2 separate regions of the Mus musculus genome follow, and region 2 is linked to region 1. The links are chromatin loops, found by intact Hi-C in ENCODE. Cell type or tissue: left cerebral cortex. All regions are shown on one strand.

Region 1 (2,500 bases):
AGAGCCCTCTCTCTTTCCCTCCTTTCCACACTGCTTTTAGCTAGTTGGGTGTGAAAGAGTGTCACCCTCTTCCCAGCCATCCCCAAAGGTGTGGGCAGATTGCAAGAGTTGCGCCTGTTATTGTTTGTCAAACAGGCCCTTTCTCTTGGGAGATGGTCGAGGGGCGTGAGGCGGATCCTGGGCCAGGATTACATTAATCAAAGCATTATTTCCCCAGAGAAGTCGAACACAAATGAGAATAAATCCTAATAAAATTGGATCGCAGAAAAACGGAACACTTTGAGTAATCTGTGCTGCCTGATGAAATTCTCATATTTATAAGATGGGGTTTCTCTAAAATGTTTTCTGCACACCTCTGGCCTTGGCTTGGCTTGGGAATGCACCAGAAGTGGGGTTGGGGGGGGGGGATGCCACTTTCTCAAGCTCAGCTGAACTTCTGCAGCGAGTTGGGGACAGAGTTACTCGGGTTTGTGTATCACAAAATCTGGTCTCAGCTTTACTAAGACACTTTGCTCCGGATCTGCTCACTAGTACTTGCAGAAGTCCAGGGTCCAATTAAGCCTCGATTGATGTCCTTGTGAGGTCCCGAACTTGTTCTTTTGGGAATGTGGTTCCTTCCTTTTCATATGATCAAGATTGTAGGGTGGCCAAAACCTCGTGATTGGGGGCACGATGTCTACAGGGCATTTCCTCCTCCAGCCTAAAGCCCAGCCTGTTTCTAAGGGAGACTCAGGTCACTTAGCTTCATCAAAGAGCTTGTGTCCTGTTTGGTGACAGGCAGCGAAGCCATGGGTACAGCTTGTCCACGAGATTTCTAATACTTTCTGGCCATCCCTATGAAGCAAGGTTCATATTTCATCTTTCTGTGTCCCTCCAAGTGGTAGAAAACTTTTCTTGTCTTTCGAGGCTTTTTGAGAGAAAAGGAACAACCCCCCCCCCCCATTCCCAAACCCTTAGAGGAAATGTGAACCTGCAGAATCGCTTAGCCAGCAGACTATCTCTCCCTGCATCCTGCATCCAGGCATCTTCTAGCTACGGAGCATAGAAAACAAGCAAACAAACAAGTAAACAAAGCAAAAGGATTGCGCACTTGCGAGGTCTCTTAGATGGTGACCAATGTGACCATACCATCCCGACCCCTCCGGAAGGAGCTAGCCCTAGTGCTCTGGGGATGGCGGGCCAGTCCCGAGGGCGCCTCCGTGAGGGCGCCCTCTGCAGGCGGACTCGGAGAGGGCTCGCGCTTGTGTCCAGCGTGTTGGGTACCTCAACTGCCCGCGTGCCAGCCAGGTTCTCCCATTCGCTCACTCACAGCCCCAACCCAGGCTGTGCGACTAGGCACTTAGTGCCGCCCCCCCCCCCCAAGGCAAGTTCTCTGCAGCTGCGGGAAAGAGCAACCAAGAATGCACCCCCACCCCCAGATCCTTGCTGTCCCCTCCCGCCGCTGCACGCCCTCCACTGAAAACCCCCTTCAGCCACCTGCCCTTCGTGCTTCTTCGGTCGCGGCCCACGCGCTCCAGAGCCCGCCGTGCCTCTCTGCTCCCTTGCGGGGCTGCTCCATGAAGGACAGGGCTGTCGCCCCTTAAAGGCGGACGTCGCCCCAGAGCCTGGACAGAGACACTGCTGGGAGTAGTGTGCATGAGCACGTGTGTGCGTGTGCTAAGGCGTGTGCGTGTGAGTGAGGCGCGCGCGCGCAGGGCAGCGCGGGGCAGGGCAGGCCAGGGCAGGGCTTGGAAAGGCAGGACAGGAGGCGCAGCAGGATGCTCAATGCTAGTCGTTTTCCACCAGTGTGGGTACCTATAGTGCAGAGCTTTGAGTCCTCTGTCTGCCCCAGGCTTGTTTCCTATCCACTGTACATCTCCCTCTTTCGGTTAGGTCATCTCTGCAGATCCTCAGAGATCTCCCTTGTGGTCCCTCGTGGTCCGTGGTCCGGGGTTGTTATGGACAGCCGGCTCCACGTGAGCCAAAGTAAAGCCTAGAGGGACAATACTAGCTAACAGACAGCATCTTACAGCTTGGTCTTGCTTTAGCCTAGGGCCCATGCACTCAGAAGCCACGTTTTAGGGAGTTGAGGAGAGGTTTTCTCTCGCCTTGGTCTTAAGGACTGTGACTAAAAGGTTTTTGTTTTGTTTTGTTTTTGTTTTTTTATTTTGGAGGAATAGGGAGGAGGGCTGCAGCCCACAATCATGGTCTGTCTTGCAACGTTTCAACTTCCTGGCTCCTTTCCAGTAATGGGAAATTTTAGGAGGAAGTAAAGACACCTACCTCTTTTCAGTTCTGAAATAATGACTTCCTATTCTTCTAGTTTGTGATTTCCATAATTTCATACAAAACAGGGGCTGTCAATTATCGCTACATGAGAACAAAAGTGGACTAGTTGAAGGAAAGTTGGGACAAAATAAATTCCTCTCTTTTAAATCATTAACCAGGAACTTTTTTTTTCCCCTTTCCCTCCTGTGTCCCGTCCAGTATGTTCACATCTCAAGGGGAGACAGGGCAGGAT
Region 2 (2,500 bases), 190 kb after region 1:
GGCAGGGCTTCTTGCTTCTTTTCAAGGCAGGACTGGACTGGATGGGGAGGCAAAACCGACCCTCCAACTAGGGCCTTGGGGGCTCTGTGACACAGGCCCACTGCTCTATTCATCCCGCGCACCTCGGGAACCAAGCTCGGCTTCCCTCCAGGATCACCCTTGCACCCGGCTATTGTTCCTGTCGCCTGACTTCTGCTAAGCTAAGTTCCAGCAAGGTGATCTGGAAGAAACGCTGCTGGCTCCCAGGCCGCGACTCGCCTTTTCTGCGGGGACCTCGGGGCGCAGGCGTCCGTGCTTTGTGCTGGGCGCGCTGACCCGGTCGCCTGCTCTCTGCCGGGACGATTGTTCCCTCATTAGGGCGGCCTGGAGCTGCGGAAAGGCTGGCGGCCCTTTCCCACAATCACTGACAATGTGTGGCAGCAGACGTGTCGCAGAGGCGGGCGAGGAGAAATGGAGACGATGTGCCTGGCTGGAATGGGGCGCCCGAACGTTTCTTCCCACGCTGAACAGGAGATTCAAAGTTCTCATTGCCGCTGACAGTGTTGACTAAGGACTCCTTGGAAATAGATTAGGGATAGAACCTACAAACTCTCACCTCCACGAGGAGTTCCAGAGAATCAGAGACAGTGAGCAAGCCTGCAGGTGCGGCTGTGCACAGGCACCAACTGTCTGGTGCAAACAGACTGAACTCTGCCCTGTGGGAGCTGGGGGGCATCTGTGGGGCCACAGGCTGGAAAGAGCAGGCAGCTGCGAGCCAGTCCCAGGCAAGACACTTGTAAATGACCCTTTAAAAGAAGGCGTTCCTGGGAGCGCAGCTGTCAGTTCCCAGCCTGCTTCTGTAGTCAGGGATCTGTCTCCTGCCTGTCCTACTGGTAGCCCCAGTGTGGCCCTAGTGTGCTCCTGACCATACTCCCAGGTGGATCTCATCTAGGCGAGGGAGTCCCAAAGTCACTCTCTTCCACATCTCGGTTTTCTTCCTCTGGGTCAAGGCAGTGAGGACACTGAGCCAGACAGCCCTTCTGTCTCACCCCCACCTACCCAGGCCAGTCCCATTGAAAGGGCCTTCTCTAAAACTCAAATAAAGAGCACAGCTTCAGAGAGACGGAGCCCAGGCTCAAGGGGAAAGGACAAAAGCAACTATCTCTGTCTCAGCTCTTAGATGTATACAAAAGGATTCTTAGGCTGTGGAACGCTATTTGAGTTGTAATGCAATACCCGCCCACAGGGGTTGCATAGAAAGTGAATTTTGCGAAGGGTGAAGTGGGGATAGTTCTCCTTATTTTATAAATATCAGCAGCTCCTCTTATGTGAGAATGTAAAAATGTGTAACAGCTTTCTTTTTGCATTAAAAAAAAAAGTAGGTCCCCAATGGGGGAAGCGACAGCATTTAGCAGCCGATAATTTAAAATTAGGTGCCCCAATGAAAACTTGTTTAAAAAAGATTAGAGATAATGTAAACACACATTTCACCTTAAAACTTTCCCCCAAACAACACACATTTGCTTCTTTAATTGAACATAAATATGCAATGGAGGAAAACTCTTTCTATTTCAAGATGTTGTTTGTATGAAATATTGAAAGATGTTATTTGTATTTACTTTGATTACATAAAAAATTTCCAAGTACTTAGAATTACTATTATGGAAGAATGGGTGATAATTTTCAGCTCACAAAATAATGTAAATACCTTTTTTTTTTTTCAAAATACACCAAATACCTGGGGTGGCCCATTGACCCGTTTCTGATCTTGTCTGAGCTCATCCAATGGTGCTTTCATTCATCTATTAGAAACAAGAGGTTGTGAGTGATTCAAATGCAGGCAAAGATTTAGTTCAGTTATGGGCTTTTGTGTACCTCTCACTTTTAATCAGATGGCTTCCTATTGTCTGTTTGTCTTAAAATCAAATGCACGAAGCCCCTCTGTTTCAGAAATATCGTTGTCTCAATTTAAGACTCATTAGATGTCTGCTCAAGTTCATCATGACTGGGTTTTGGTGGAGAAGAGTTCTAATTTTTGGTTTTCTTGGAGTCTGTTAAATTCCCGAGCTAGTAAATCTGCACTTGATCTAGGCCCAAACATATTTTGATTGTAAATAAAAAGTCCTCTTTCACAATGACGTTCACCGTGCAGCTGGAGCCGAGTAATTTTTATACAGGTCTCAGCAATCAATAAAAAAGCCACGGGAGGAATGATTTATCTTGTTGGTTACAGAGACTGTCACCAAGAGAAATTGTAAAAGATCAATTTACACAACCTGGTGTGAGAATGCTATTGATATAACATGGTTGATCGAGTTCTGGTCGTCTGAGTGCAGGCATTGAGAAGGGAGCACTGGGCAGCCGTAGGCAGGCCAGCCAAGGTCTTAATAGACTGTGCTTCATAAAGTAGACACAGCCAATGATCACTGAGGTGGCAGGCAGGCTTGCACCCGCATTGGCTGCACTCTGATTACTTCCTTCAGTGATTGGTGTCAAGCATCCTCCCCCATCCTATTTTGCC

The links. Peaks named below come from ENCODE experiments on the same cell type or tissue, not always from the same donor. Only the 100,000 strongest peaks of a DNase experiment are listed, where the experiment ranks them.
Region 2: it touches region 1 in a loop (2.9-fold over the local background); 4 of 42 quality-filtered maps call a loop at or near these places.

What each region holds. Positions count from the first base shown.
Region 1 is chr1:42,683,687-42,686,186 of GRCm38, reverse strand. The region is part of intron 1 of Pantr1 (POU domain, class 3, transcription factor 3 adjacent noncoding transcript 1); the gene reads left to right. Gm46091 (predicted gene, 46091) reads right to left here and starts at 1,649. Exons shown (of 3, transcript NR_168293.1): 1 at 1,477-1,649. In left cerebral cortex, a CTCF peak has its summit at 1,214 (motif pointing left); DNase peaks (open chromatin) are centred at 586, 1,229 and 1,646; H3K4me3 peaks cover 2,043 bases; H3K27ac peaks cover 2,417 bases.
Region 2 is chr1:42,489,687-42,492,186 of GRCm38, reverse strand. No RefSeq gene overlaps it. Among named protein-coding and RNA genes, the nearest start is that of Gm36678, 63 kb to the right of the region's middle. In left cerebral cortex, a CTCF peak has its summit at 1,215; DNase peaks (open chromatin) are centred at 507 and 1,147; H3K4me3 peaks cover 690 bases; H3K27ac peaks cover 409 bases.